Regions from separate parts of the Mus musculus genome. Here region 1 is linked to region 2. Evidence: chromatin loops called from intact Hi-C (ENCODE). Cell type or tissue: heart. All regions are shown on one strand.

What was found. Hi-C counts contacts between places; a loop is a spot of excess contacts. Peaks named below come from ENCODE experiments on the same cell type or tissue, not always from the same donor. Only the 100,000 strongest peaks of a DNase experiment are listed, where the experiment ranks them.
Region 1: a loop joins it to region 2, with 13 times the contacts of the local background. A loop is called at or near these places in 2 of 42 quality-filtered maps.

What each region holds. Positions count from the first base shown.
Region 1 is chr9:70,888,114-70,896,113 of GRCm38, reverse strand. The region is part of intron 1 of Lipc (lipase, hepatic); the gene reads left to right. Among named protein-coding and RNA genes, the nearest start is that of Gm32017, 22 kb to the left of the region's middle. In heart, no CTCF peak of the experiment used is centred here; a DNase peak (open chromatin) is centred at 4,473; H3K27ac peaks cover 2,453 bases.
Region 2 is chr9:70,973,818-70,981,817 of GRCm38, reverse strand. Gm32074 (a long non-coding RNA gene) reads left to right here and starts at 1,473. Exons shown (of 3, transcript XR_379595.1): 1 at 1,473-1,535; 2 at 1,614-1,695. In heart, a CTCF peak has its summit at 780; a DNase peak (open chromatin) is centred at 4,217.

The DNA.
Region 1 (8,000 bases), 86 kb after region 2:
AGAGGAGATCAGAACTAAGAGCTAAAGTAGACTTCCATGGCTAACAGTTCCACTGACCCCAGACCAAACAGTTACAGAGAACCAAAAGGGACATGTTTCTCAGGAGCTTCCTGGCTTGAGGGGCAAAGCTGTTGTTCATAGGCCTCATGGGTTTGCAAGCCCACCTGAGTTGCTCTTGAATTCACAATGTCTGGTTTGACCATATTGGCTCCCAAATGGTAATGTGATGGTTAATCTTGTCAACTTGGCCTGATTTAGACCTATAATGGAAGTACATCTTCTGGCATGACTGCAAGGGAGATTGTTTCCCTGGGCTAGAATCCTTGACTGAATAAAAAGGGAAAGGTGAGCTGGGTGCCACCATTCTTCATTCTCTGATTCCTGGTGACGTGTACAGTGTAAGCTGCTGCTTCAAGTTTCTGCCACTGTGACGTCCCCACAATGATATCCAGTACCCTCGAATGATGAATCAGAGTTAACCCTTTCTTCTTGAGGTTGTTTTTCTCAAGTATTCTGTCACAACAAGAAGTAATGTAACTGATACAGAGGCCTCCCCTCCGCCCCTCGCATGGGCCTTGTTGCTTCAAAGCTAGTGAGTCAGCTGCCGAGCTTGTGATCTGGTGCCCGGCTCTCAGAGAGGCAGCATCCCTGGGCTCTAGGCAGGCTGGTACAGGGCCCCTTGGTCTGCCTAGGGGTTGTTTGCTCCTTTCTCCTCCTAATTAACGCCCACATTGTATCAGAGTGGCCCATTCTCAGACAGAGCAACTGAGTCATCGGTGTGTTGTGTTTTCTTCTGAAACCTACCATTCTGCCCAGACCTGAATAATTGGGGTTAGCTCCCCGTAGCACAGGGATTTTGTTCCCCGCAGCACAGGGATTTTGTTCCCCAAGCATGCCTTTATGTTGAATACCACCCATGTCTGGCCAGTCTCAGTGTTCACAGGTTTTCCCAATGAGACTCAGAGCTGTACAAGTATATGGGGTGCTTGCCTGGGTGATTATGCACACCAATCAATATCTGGACCTAAAAGCAGCCCAGACTGACAACTTCAGACCTACAGGAACAGCAGCCAATCCCCTGAGCTCTGCTAGACTGCATACCATTTTTCTCATTATGGCTTGTGTGCCTTGGATAGCAGCCTTGGACACAGGAATTTCCTTTAATGAAATCATACGTTTCTGAGCTCAGGTTTCTTTCCTTCCTTTTCCTTTCTTCATTTTCTTTTTCTTTTATTGCATTTTATTTATTACTTGTGGCATGTATGTGTGTACTCGTGTGGATGCATGTGTGTGTGTGTGTGTGTGTGTGTGTGTGTGTGTCTGTGTGTGTGTGTGTCCGTCATGCTACAGTGTACATGTAGTCAGGGTCTTTTAGGAGTCAATTCTCTCCTTCCACCACATGGGTTCCAGGGCTTGGATACAGGTTATCAGGCTTAACCACAAGCACCTTTACCTGCTAAACCATCTCATGGGCCCCTGACCTCTGGTTTCTAAGAATATGAAACAAAACCAGTAAGATCCACTTCCTTGGAGTGTTGAACAGATCAGCTGAACAGATCAGCTGTAATAACATGTGTGAGATGTAACATCTGTGCTGAGAGACCAGTGCAGACATCAGTGATTGTCCCACTCAGTCCTGAGGGAAAGGTGACACAGTCAACATCACCCTGATATAGAGGAAGCCACCAGCTTCCTGCTTTCTGCATTGCCCATGCATGAGTAGCTACAACAGAGCCTAGAGCGGAACCCAGGTTCCTTGTCACCTCCTACACTCTCACCTCTCTTCTCAGCATCAGGCCTGTGTTCTCCACCATAGAGACTTTCAAAGTGTGGCCCCAACATGGTCAGCAGCAACACCTGGAACTTGTTAGACTTGTCACTTTGGGGTCTCACTCTGACCTAAGAGATCAGAAAGTTCAGGGGATACAGCCAGCAAGTCCTTTGTGAGTTTTACAGCAAGTCCTTGTGAGTCTTGGATACACTCTGAAGCTAGAAGCACCACCAAAGTAATTGACCTCCAACCTAAATGTGATGCCCTTTCCCAAGAAGCTGAGTCTGGAGACCTCAAAATGGTCTCCAGCATTAATTAACTTCTCTAGCCTTGGGGCCAGACACAGAGGATTTCTGGTCAATAAATCATCCAGGTTCCATTTAACTGTGACTGTGGTTCCCTCTGCACTGGATCATTGAAATAACACAAAAGCCTAGCCTAGCCCATCAATGTTCAGTTCTAAAGATGGCCCAAGTTGATAGACCCAGACCTACAGGGCCACCAATCAAACTCCAGGGAGCCCTGCTAAGTTGGTCACCTTTTTACCTCTTTAAGGTTTATGTGCTTTTCAAGCCAGTTCTAGTAAGCTGGCTTCTCCAGCTGTGATCCTTGAACTCTCTAGGCAAGCCTTCACCTCATGCCCACTTGTTTCCACAGCCGCAGATGTTCACACAGATGTGTTTACCCAGTGCAGTTCAATTTTCCTGCCCAAGGTTATCATGCTTGCTCTAGACTGCCATGAGGAGGTAGGGTAAACATCAACGTGACTCAAAAGTGTTCCTGTTTTTCTTAGGGACGGGGGTGAGGGGTGGGGGGGTGGTGAGGCTTAATGAACACATTAGAGTAATGGAGTCCCGTGCTCGCTGCCATGGCCCACCAAAGTACCAATTATTCACAGAGTGCTGATTGAAAAAGAATGAATGTTGTCCGTTCTTCTTTCTGGGCAGAGGAGGATTTATCTTTGAGCCTAAGGTCATGGTTTTTCAGTGACAGGGTCTCACGAGTTAATAATTCAGGTTGTCCTTCAACTCAGGTTTCTCCCACCTCTGCCCTCAACCTGCTGGGATTACAAGCATGTACCAATGTATCCAGCCTTCCAAACCATTTAAACTAAAGATCATGTTGATTTCCAGAAAATGGCACCCCTACTGGCCCAGGGAGACAGACTGGGCTGTTGGGGCTGCCTCATTTGCCATTCACCAAGGAGATGGACAGAGAAGGCAATGGGGGGCTTCCAGAACTGTTCCTAGAGTCCTTGTCCACTTAAAGCCCAGAGTAAAGACCTTTGAAAGACTCCGTGGAGGAGGTGGCCTTGCCCTCTAGGAAAAGTGGGACCAGTAGATTCTGATCAGTGAGAAGGGGGGTCCTGGGGGGGAGCAGGAACGGGAGGAGGAGGAGCAAGCTCTCCCCAAAAACTCTTTCCAAAACAGAGAGGTCGAGAACATGGACGCCTGGCTGAGCCAAGACTCCCCAGCAAACGTCAAGCTTCCTGGCTTGCTACTACAGTGCTTTTGAGCAGTTTGAACCCTAAAGATAAGGCCCCACTCAGCACACACCCCAGCCTTTAGTCCTTTACTGAAGACATCTAACTTAGAGGTGAGATGTACAACAGCCATACATTGAAAATATAAATAGATCCTTACGATGACTTAAATTCTAAAAATCAGGACAGTTGAGTGCCAGACACAGGGTTCTGTTATTTGTTTGTTCCATTTAATGCATTTACCTTTTAGCTTATTAATGTATTTCCTGTCCTTGTTACAACAGTCCTATGAGGTTTACAATGAAAGAAACGGAGGTTTAAAGCCTTTTAGTTACTTACTAGTCGATGGGTGTAATTGTAACTCTTCTTGTCGTTTGACAAACTATATGAGAAGAGCAGCTTAGGAGAGGAAGGGTTTACTGTGGCTCCCAGCTGAGGGTTCAAGTTCATGACTAGAAGGTAAGGGAGGCAGGAGTAGAAAGCAGATGGTTACGTGGCATCCACAGTCAGGAAGCCCCAAGGATAAGCGATGGTGCTCAGCACTCCTGTTTTTCAGTCCAGAATCCCATCTCATGGGATGGTGCTACCCTCGTTTAGGGTGGGTCTCCCCACTTCAAGACGTGTCTGCTAGGTGTGTCTCCCAGGCGATTCTACATCCTATCAAATGGATGGTCAATATTAAGCTTTGTCTTGGAGAAGCCATGATTCAAACCCAGGTATGTTTGAGTACCAGGGCGTAGTTTTCAGTGTGGTTTTGGCTACAGTGTGCATGTTTCAGGTGACTTTGAAACTACCTCTCTGTCTGAGCTAGACAACTGAGGAAGGCAGAAAGGGGAGCAAACAGAAGGATCTTCTTCATGGACCACCCTGATCAGGCCTGGCCCCTGAGGGCTGATTGGCTCAGACCCAGGAAGGTGTGAGACCTGTGCTTCTGTTTCCTGCACTCATGCTGCTGGGGTGATTTCACAGCCAGAGAAAGGCAGGGGGAAACGGAAGAGAAGTCAAAGATGTGCCAGGGAACCAGAAAGGAGCTTCAGGAAATGCTTTATCTAAAAATATGCCAGTTCTGAAAGAAAAACAGTCATTAGAGGGTGTGAGAAGCCCCCACGGTGAGGAAAAGCAAAACAGTTAGATTCACGGGGAGGCCAGTGGAACAACAGAGAGACCCATTACCCACCCACTTCCTGTGCCATTAGCCAGGCGAGCAGACAAAATGACAACCCACAGACAGCGCTCCAGGGGAAGTGTCTGAGGACAGCCTCAGAAGACGCAGCAGGGAGGTGGGAGGGGAAGAGACTGTTCCAGATATCCAGATAATAGTTTTTTCACATCAGCTGGTCCAGCTACAGTTTTGGCTAACGTTTCCTGTGTAGTGGCTACATGCCATTATCTCATGCTAGCCTTTCAAGGACAAGGAGAAGGAAAGGGAACCTGTAGGGTCGAGTGGTTTGTCCAAGGCCACACAGCTGCTAAGAGACAAAGACCAGACTCTACCCTAGATTCCTTGACCTTACTCGAAGTCTAACAGACCTAACAGCTCCAACAAGATCAAAAGGCCTGACTGTCCTCAACCGTGAAGGTCAAGCCCATTCACTTCAACTTTCCAGGCAGGTTACAGGGATTTTACAGTCTTTTTGTTCCAATTTAAAGTCTTTTTAAAAGATAGATTTATTTACTTGTGTGTGTGTGTGTGTGTGTGTGTGTGTGTGTGTGTGTGTGTGTGTATTCACCTATGTGCGCCCATCTATGTATGCAGATACGTATACATGGAGGTCAAAAGAGAGTTAAGAGTCAGTTCCCCCCATTCCTTCGAGGCAGAGTCTCTCCCTGAACCAGACACTTGAAGTTTTCCTGCCAATCTGGAAGCCAGCCAGCCGAGTTATCCTCTTGTCTCCTCCCTGCACTGGAGCTGGGGTTACTGCTGTTAGCAAGGACAGCCAGCCTGTTATGTGGGAGCTGGGATCCTCACGATTGGAGAGCGAATGTTCTCTACGCCTGAGCCCCAGGTTTTGCATTCTTTGTCTTGTCTTGTTTGAAGTCAATCTGGTAAAAGAACTTGCTGGTTTTTATTAGTGACTGGTCAGCCCTCACAGGTTGCTTCTCCATAAGACAAGCTGAAATGCAGATACAGCAAGTGAGCCTGTGTCTGCTGGAATTGTCAGAGGCTGAAGCAGGAGACCAAGAACCATGGGTGGAGGGAGAGGGGGCAGTTCCACTAGAAGGATCCAGCCATTGAGGACAGCGAAGGTTTCATGTGGCTCCTGATTGGCTTCTACCACCCTCAGCGCAGGCATTTTGTTGACAAAGCAAAGATACCTTTACCTTGAGCCCAAATCCAGCTCCTTTGACTCTGCAAGGAAGGGCTAATGTTTCTGCCCTCTGAAGCTCTGATAACTGTGTCTCTGAAGTAAACTGACAGGAGACAGAAAAAACAAAAGGCACGCAGATTTCTGCCACACACAGTGACATTACAGCAAGGACAGAGTACTTCAAGGCCCAGTAAGATCTAGAGGGAAGCTAGCAAAAGCGCTCTCTGTGTGAGAGAGATGGTTAGGAGAGAAAAGTAGGTGTACCAAAGATGACTGGACACGGTCTCTCTGGGCATGGCTCTGCCTCAGCCCTCTTGTCTCTGGTGACAGGTAACCCCCATGATGAGGGAGAACTCGTGACAAGTGCATTCTTTCTGGAAAGTCTAATCTAAAGGCAAACAAGGCATCAGGCAAATAGGATTCAGTGAGTACAGAAGGCCAGGAATGCTAGCCTGAGTTCAGTCTCCAGAACTCACTTGGTGGAAGGAGAAAAGCAACTCTTGCACATTGTTCTCTGATATCCACATACATGAGGTAGCAGGTGGACCCAGACCATACATACACACATACATACAACATACATACACACATACATACAACATACAACATACAACATACATACATACATACATACATACATACATACATACATACATACATTTAAGGGCAAATTCTAAAATCCCCAGCATCACACACACACACACACACACACACACACACACATGATTGTGATAGATAAGTCAGTTGTATGAGTACACACCTACAGTCCTAACAGTAAGAAGGATTTGGCAGGAAGATTGTCAGATCAAGGGCAGCCTGGGCTACCTGGCAATCCTACAAACATGACAGATCATGCATGGGACAGTCCGTATGCTGGGCGGTGTGCCTAGTACATTCTGCACATCACCCCTTCCTCACCACACCCCTGAGCCCACTTCACAGATGAGATACTGGGCTGCAGCTGGTTCAGAGAACCGCTTAAGGTCTTCGGTTCAGGATCAGTGGACACTGGTCTCCACGGAGCTAGCACCTGGGTTCCCAGAGCCTCTGGCCATCCCTGAAGCCTAGCTGAGAAGAAAGCAAGCCACAATTTTTAGACAGAGCCAGATGGGATGTCCAGGGAAACAACACAGCACTAGAGGGCTTCCTTTTCTGCCCAGTGTGGTCTAATAGCCTACATTACGTGCCTTCCTCAAAAGGGTGTACTTTACGGAAAGTCACGTAATCTGGTTTCTCCTGATGTCATTGATATCTAGTTAAGTTTTCCTTCTGGGAAGGAGGCAGGTGGAGTCAGCTTCTTTCTTTGCACAGCTGGGTAAACTACACTGGTGATGGTGACTCACACAGAGCTACACGGTGAGATCAGCCATCAATAATGTGGACCTTGTTCTGCTGGCTGTATTCCAATGACATTGCCTTGGGACCACAGGAGGCCAAGGGACTTATACTTAGGCTCCCAGAAGTACCATTATTTTAGAGCCTTGTGGTGGGGACTCTGAAGCCATTTGGCTTGTCTGAGCCTCAAGTTTCTCACCTATAAAATAAGGTAAGACCTTGTTCCTCACAAAGCTCTGGTAAAACTCAGGAAGATGACTGTGTCTCCAGGCGTAGGGAGCTGGAGCATGCGCTGTCTGTCAGCTGTTAGCAGAGAACTCAGAGGACTTTGATCTGATACTGATCTGATTCAGAAGTAGATTATACTGATAGTCTGTTTCTGGGAAATTTCACTGTGTCCAGGGTGGCCCAGGACCTATGACAACAAGTGAGTTCATTCTAACCCAGTCTGCATGCCAATGAGCATGAACTGGTCTCCAAACCAGTCTAACTTGTCATACAGTGACATCAGGCTGAGTTCCTGTTTAGCCAGTTTGGCTAAACTGACATTATCCCTCCCAAGCTGTTTCTATCCACCATGTTTTCCTTTTTAGAGACACCTCTTCCTTGAGCTGCAGCCCACAGCCCTGGATGGTGAGGTCAGCAAGTTGTATATGGACTTCCTCTAGGGCAGAAAGCACACCCAGCATCTCATGTCTTTTTAAACAAAGTCCACCTTGCTTCTCTCTCGTGACGTCTTTTTTTGATTAGGGGATGGGGGGTGGGGGTGGAGGGTTGCTTCTATGAGCCATGTTATAGGCAAAGAGAGTCTGGAAAGAAGGAAGGGGAGTGATGAACAGGCTTGGGGTGGGGTGCATGTAGTCAGCCTCCTAGAAAACCTGACTAGAGCTTGTCCCAGTGGGACAGGATCTTGGGACAAAATTTGTAAGTGAAAGGAAATAAAACTTGAGATCTGTGATTCATGTAATGTGTGTCAAATAGCCCAAAGAGTTGTTTGTGAGCTTTGAAACCTGTGGCTGAGAACATAGCAGAACAGACCAGGACATGCCCAGGCAGGCCCATCGCCTCCCTATCTCCCACCCCTCTGACCTAAGTTAAATGT
Region 2 (8,000 bases):
GGAGAAGAAGGCTGTGTTTGGAGGTGGGGTGTGGAGGTGTGGATGGATGGGAAAACTGAATCATCATCTCAGTGGTGTGTGTGTGTGTGTGTGTGTGTGTGTGTGTGTGTGTGTGTGTTTTCATAGGGGTGCTCAAAGGGGTGAATATGTATGCACATGTACTTGAAGACCAGAGGGACAATCTTGGGTGCCATTCATCTTGGGCTTTTTTGAGACAGAACTTTTCCTTAGCCTGGACCTCATTAAGTAATCTAGACTGGCTGGCTGGTGAACTTCAGAGATCAGCCTCTTTGCCTTCCCAGTGTTGCAGGGATGTTTCACATGGGTGCTAGGCATCAAACTTGAGTCCTTGGACGTGTGCCTGATTGTGCTACTTCCCCAGCCTGGACACTGACTTTCAAGACTGGTAAAGAGGACACTGCCCCTCACCTCCTCACCCTGATCATTTGCAGATTCCATTAATTCTCATGGCCATCTAGCCATCTGTCCCGTCTCTCTCCACCCCTGATCCTAAACCCCATCCACATCCCCTCTCTTATCCAGTCCCATCCCTTCATCTGCTTCCTCAGACTGTTTTATTTCCCCTTTTAAGTGGGATTCAAGCATCCTCCCTTGGGCCTTCCTTCTTGTTTAGCTTTTTTGGATCTGTGGATTGTAGCATGGGTATCCTGTGCTAATATCCACTCATAAGTGAGTACATTCCATGCATGTCCTTTTGGGTCTGGGTTACCACACTCAGGATGATACTGTCAAGTTCCATCCATTTGCTTGCAAAATTCATGGCTGTCCTCTAGGAGGCTCCATCCAGTAGCTGACTCAGACAGATGCAGAGACCCACAACCAAACACAGGATGGAACTTAGGGATTCTTAAGGAAGAGCTGGGGGGGGGGGTGGAGATTTCAGGTTCCAAAGGAGATAGGAACTCCATAGGAAGACCAATAAAGTCGACTAACCTGGACCCTTGGAGGCTTTCAGAGACTGAGCCACCAAACAATGAGCATACACTGCTGGACCTAGGGACCCCTGCACATATGTAGCAGATTGCAGCTCAATATTCATATGAGTCCCAAACAACTAAAGTGGGGCTATCCCTAAAACTGTTGCCTGTCTGTGGAGTAAGTTCTAGCTGGGCTGCCTTGTCTGACCCCAGTGGGAGAGGATGCACCTTTCCCTTCAGAGACTTGGTGTGCTAGGGTGGGGTAATATTTGGGGAGGGGATCTCCACTCTCTCAGAGGAGAAGGGGAAGAGGCGTAGGGGAGGGGGAGATGTTAGAGGGCAGTGATTGGGATATAAGATAAATAAATTTTAAAAAAAGAAGACAGCTGCACACGGAGTTTAGCAAGTCCCAAGATAAACACCCTCACATGCTACCCACCTCTTAAGCGTGAGCTCACCCAGGTCCCAGAGACACTTGCTCCAGGCCCCTTTGACCTCACCGGAGCATTCATGTCACCATTCCTACAGGTCTGTCTGTCCTGGCCCTGAAACTCACTGCCTTTTCCCCGTTGTTACTCTCTGTCATCCCCTCATCAGGTCTGACACTTCTCAGAGACCCCACACACATTGTGCTTTACTGACCATTGTCACCATGTTTCTTGTCTGTCTCCACAGATGACCATGAAGGTCGACAGAGACAAGCCTTTTCTCCTGTGGTCCATGTCCCTGTTGCCTGCCTTCTGTGATCACTCAAAAGGTAAGGTCACTCTAACCCCTACCCTTCACCCTTATCCCTGGTGTGCAATGTCGCTAGCAGCTTCCTCGTTCTGACTTTCTGTTCAGCAGAATGTTGGCTGCACATCCACGTCAAACTCCAGTAGTCAGATGTGTTTCTTACAGTGCTGGGACGGAGGAGCTTTACACATGCTAAGCAAGTGCTCTACCACTGAGTGAGACCCCTAGCCTCCATCAACCAGAGCTGAGTCCTCAGCACCTCTACTTGAGTTGACAAATTGTGAGAAATGAAGCAATGCAGGCCTGAGCCTTGACTATAGGCCTGCTGCCAGCCCTCATAAGCCTGGGGTCCTTAAATGTGTACCCACATCATAAATACTAGGAAGGTGGTGATCTCTTCCAGGAGAGTGGGATGGAGGTTGGGCTGGTCCCATGGAAATCAATTTCTAGAAGAACTTTGGAGATTAGCCAACCCTGCCCATATTGCTGTAGTATAGAGAGGAGGGAGGAGGGTGGGTGGGATCCTTTCTCAGAGGCTGGGCTGTTTGAGGAAATCTCTCTACTCAAGATCCCGAGGAGGACAACTCTACTCTTTCATCATCAAACAAGTGAGTGCATTTGGAGCTTTAGAGAATGTTCATCTTTCGCAGTTTGAGTGTGAACTGTCACCCACAGACTCATGGATTTGAACCCTTAGTTCCCAGATGACGGTGTTGTTTTGGAAGTTTGTTAAACCTTTGGGCAATAGAACCTCACTGGAAGAAGGACAACCCTGGGAGAGGGAGGCTCGAAGGCTTTGCAACCAACCCCATTTCCTGTTCAAGCTCAGCTTACTGACTCCAGATAGAATATGACCAGCAAGCAGCTTCCTGCTTCTATTGCCACGCTTTCTCCACCGTGGTGGACTCTGCTTCCTGAAACTGTGAGACAAAAATAAACCCTTCCTCCCTTAAGTTGCTTGTCAGCCAGGTATTTTGTCATAGAAACAAGAAAAGTAACAATTACTAATACACCGTCTCCACCTCTCTCTAGATGAGGACACAGTTCTTCCGGCTGTCACTATTCTTTCCACCTAACACTATCTTCATATGGACCACAGGGGAAGTACTAGAATGGGTCATGGCAGATGGTGGGGACTATTTCATTATTCAAAGTCTCCGGCTATGTTCGCCTTCACACCTAAGACACCCTCTGACCCTTAACCCATCCAGCAGATTCCTGAGCTTCATATTGCTAGTCAATAGTCTATCTTCAAAGGAGAAGACACAGATCTGTGTGAGTCTTTTGAACCCACTTCAATTATCTGTTCTTTTTCTGAGTAAGATTTCATTTGTGGGAGGAGAAGATAAGCCTGGGTTTTCAAGTGGCCCAAGTGGGAACTTACCAAAGATTAGCTTTCATCTGGACCGAAAACAGCACCTTCAATTTACTTAGCCTGTTTTGATAGCCAAAGCACTATTTCTGAGGTTGTCTTCATATTCTTATAAGTTAAGCAGGGCACAGAATTAGTTCCCCATTCAACAATTCAAGGTGGGGAAGAAAAATGCTACACCAAGATGAAGAAATTAGCATTTTCTATTTTGATAATTCTAATTTGATCATTTCAAATTTGCAAATAGTTGTAACGTGGTGAGAAGAAATTAATTTACTATAATTATTCAGGAGTATGGTCCAAATTTAGATAATTTAAATACTTCAAAATATTGTAAATTTGCCCTGACAGCCATGTGAAGTATTTAAAAAGGTAAGTATGTTAATTTATAACTGGAGTTAGAAATTGTTAGGGCTGGGCAATGACCAAGTTTGTAAACGTGACTAATTTTAACCCTTGCTCAGGAGTTAATTGATGATCAATGAACATGTAGAAGTATTACCCTTCCTCTCTGGTGGGTTCCATTTCTTCTCATTTTCCCTGTTTTCCTGTTCTGCACATTCCATCACCATCTCTATTCTATCTCTTCCTCAACTCTTCTGATCTGTTTCCTGACTCTGGCTTATTTCACTTAACATAATGACTTCGGCAGACGCCATGAGTTCAGTTTTTCTTCTGCTGAATGAAAACCTATTTTGTATACATACCAATTTTTTTTTTTTTTTTACCCATTCACAAGTTGATGGACATTTAGACCTGTTCCATCTCTTGGCTTTTGTGAAGGCGGCAGCTACAAATGCATGTGTAAATGTGTCTCTGTGCTGCACTATCTCCTTCAGTCTTGTACCCTCACGTGGTACAGCTGGATCATGCTGAAGTTCTCTTTGCTTTTTTAGGATCTTTCACACTGATTTCCAAGGTGGCTGTACCAGTTGACACTGCCATCATCGGTGAATAAGGGTCCTTTTCTCCCATATTCCTGCCATATTTGTTGTCATTTGTTTTCTACATTCTGACTGGGGTGAGATGGAACTTCAATGGAGTTTCAATCTACGTTTCCTGTCACAACAGCCAACTCTGCTTGAACACTGCTGGGAAAAGAGGCCTTAGGAGGCCTGACACACAAACCCTGGGGCTATCTGACTCCACAGATGCCTGAGCCTCAGTTCTGCCACAGCTGCTTCCTGAACTTGGAGAATAGGAAATACTTGGAAACATTAGTCACTTCCTAGGACATATGTGTCTATTTTTATAGGGAAAGAATCCACCAGTTTTATCTGCCTGTAAAAGGACTCACTTAAGGTTCATCATCCAGGATCAGACATTTGTCTATAATGTTCCATTATAATACTCTATACATAGCTTCTTGACTATTCCTCTACAGAGCAAGTTTATGTGAATTTAATCAATACATTATAATGACAATTCTCTTTTTTTTTTGTTTTGTTGTTGTTGCTGCTGCTGTTGTGACAGAGTCTCACTATATAGCCTTAGTTGACCTGAAAGTCTCTGCATAGACTAGGCTGGCCTTGAGATCTCTGCCTTTGCCTCTGCCTCTGCAAGTGTGATTGTTGAGATTAAAGACTTGTGCCACTACACCTGTCTCAAGACTACAATTTTTTTTTTTTACTGATGAATGTGATCAGTTCTTCCATTTTTAAATAATTTTTAATTGATCCAACCCTGGCCTAAACTTTCTTGGAACATCAGGGTTTTTCCCCATTGGCAAAAACATCCTGCTATTTTCATGGAATAACATATTCCATTAAAACTCTAGTAACTCCAGCCTGTTCTCCCTATTAGAGAATATGATAACTAATCTTGGTTATCAACTTGACTGCATCTGGAATTAACAAAACCACAAGTGGCTGGGCATATCTGTGAGGGATTTTTTTTCTTAATTAAATCATTTGAAGTGGAAAGATGCACCTTTATTCCAGATCTTTTGAGGTGAGAAGATCCACTACATCTTCTGCTGACAACGTATAAAAAGAAAATGGGTGTAGGGAGTTTTTGCTTTTTACTTGCTTGCTTGCTTTCATTATTAAGTCCATTCTTTCACTGGCATTAGAACCTACTTCCTTGGGATTCTGTTGTGTACTGAAGACCAGCTGAGATATGCAGCCTTGTGAACTGAACAACTATTAGATTCCTGGATCTCCATTGGTAGTTGGATGACATTGTTGTACTAGCTGGGCCACAGCCTTTAAGCCATTGTAATAAATCCTATATATGGGATTTTATGTTTTTATATTATTAATATATATATATATATATATTCTATTAGTTCTGTTCCTCTAGATACCCTGACTAATCCAGAGAATATGGATATTTTTAATGTCCTTATGGAGATCATCATGAAAACCCATTTGCTTTTCTTCCTTCCTCAAGTATAATCGTTAATTCTGCCCTCAAACCCCTTTTGTCTACTGAAAGAGAGAGATGCAAATAAACAACAGTGAGATGTCCTAAGTACTTTCATGGGTAGAAGACTGAGAACAGCATGGTGCTTAAGGACAGGTCCTCAGACCCTGGAACACACAAATTCCAATCCTGCCTCTGTCATTGTTGAGCCTCACAACCTCCCACATGTTACAGTATTTCTTCAGCTACCATGGAGACAAAGGAAGTGTGGGTTGTGTATGGCTTTTATAAGGATGGAATGAGACAGAGTCTGGAAGGTATTTTGACAACTCAGCACACTAAGAACCCCTAAAGTGGCAGGGTGCCCTCGGTCATCATACAGTAGCATCACCAAGCTCTAACGCCACACTAACAAGGGTGAGGAGGCTTTTGTGGAGAAGATACAAGACCAGTCCTTTCCCAATATAGAAGCTGAGGGTGGGTGCTCCTGGGAGAGGAAGTGAATAGCCAAAGTATTATGAATGAAAGCTCCCAGAGGGCAGCCTAAGCTTCCCACACAATCTTACTCAAGGCAAACTGACTAATTAGGATCATGGAGAGGTTGGAATGTTGCAGGTTCAGAGCTTAATTACAATTTATCTTGAGCTATCTTTACACCCCTTAGTAGCTAATTCTTACCCACCTACATATCTTATGACTAACAGATAAAATCCTTTTAAAAATTATTTTATTTTATGTGTATTTTTGGACATGAGTGTATGTACATATCGGGAACCATCTAGGAAAGGCTAAGCCTAGCAAGTGATTTTCTTGAGATAGCTTCATTGTGGAACTGTGATGAATGAGCCCTTGGAGGCAAGACCCAAGGAACTAAATCTCAGTGTATCATGGAGTTTTTACTACCCCGCTTTAAGCTCCAGGCGGATCACTCTTCTAGCCCCCTCCCCGGTTTCCTCAGATCCATGGATGAAACACACACACACACACACACACACACACACACACACACACACAATCTTATTTTTAATATGCTTTTTAGCTCAGTGGCCGGACACTTTTAAGCCTCCCTCGGCTAGCATGCTTTCTTTACTCCCAGATTAACAACTTTAAATCTGCCCTCAATTTAGTTGCTTAGTTACCTTTAGTCCTAGCTCAGTACCCTAAATCTGCCCTCAACTTGGTTAAAGGTCTAATCTCCAGCCTGCTACCCAAGACCAGTCGGGGAAGCGGCCAATGGCCACTCCACACAAGATATCACATGGCTGGTGGCTCCTTCTCTCTCAGAAGTCCCACCTCTACCACTTAGCCATTGGCCACTAGCATCTTTATTGACTGATCAAGAACCAATTGGGGAACAGGACCTTCAACATTCATTCCCAATCAGAGTATCAGAACCATCCCCTACATCTCAGGATTGACTCTTGCTATTGATATGCCTTTCCTGTCATTATTAAACTAATATAACAATCCCTGGGCATTAGCTCATCCTATTGGGCAGACTTTCTGCAAACCAACATAGGTGTACTATCTTGTAATGATGCTATAAAGACAAATAGATGATTTCTTAACTGCTAGTGACGATTCTAAATGAATTCCTAAGTTTTTACTAATAATTATTAAACCCTTTATAATAAGGCCTGCAATTAAGGCCCTCTGTGATATGAAAACTACAATTAGAACTCTGTCAGTCTTCATGTGTCACAAGTTAATTGCACTGAAGTTGAAAGCAGGCATTGATACAGATTTACAATTTAGGAATACATTCCTTTAGCCCGTAAAACCATTAACTGAAGGTCATAAAAGGAATTATTTGTTATAGGTGCAAGTACAGAAGATAAAATATTGACTGGATTTATCAATACAAAACTTCAATATTAATTTGTCTCTTGACATACTCTGTTAACTTAGGCATAAGAATTATAGTTTTAGATTCTCAAAGGACCCATGGAGCTAATGAATGTCTAGTTAGATAACTACTCTTAATGAAAACTCATATAAACATCTTTGTTATATTCATTTATGATGAATTTATGGTTCAATTCATGATTCAAATTTGTGTTTGAACTTGTGAACTTTTGGAATACCATGTGATCTGTTTTCCTGAAAAGGTTTAAAAAAAAACCCTAGGAATGATGACATTAGTCAGGCAGAAGGAGAATAAGTTAGAAGCAATGAGCAGAGGAGGAGAAACAAAAAAGAAAGCAGAATTAATTAGATGCAGGAGGAAAATAGAAGAGAAACAGAGTAGAAGCGATATAGAAACAGCAGAACATAGCAGAATATAACAGGGGCTCAGGAGAAAAGAGATGAGACTGAGAAGAGAAGGAGCTGCAGAGAGAGCAGAAAGCAGCAGGCAGGCTTTTCTTACAATGAGACAGGTTTTTTTTTAAATTCATTTAGTAATAAAAGGGTAGAAGCTTTTTCTTTCTCTAGCAATAAAATCTGAAGCTTATTTTTCATCCAGAATGAGTGAGTTCTTTCTGTGCTGATGCTTACTCTACGGAACTTACTCTATGGAGGATAGTTGTTTCATCCATCATAAATATATGCATATGTAAGTATTGGGGCGTTGGCGCGTGTGCGTGTGCGTG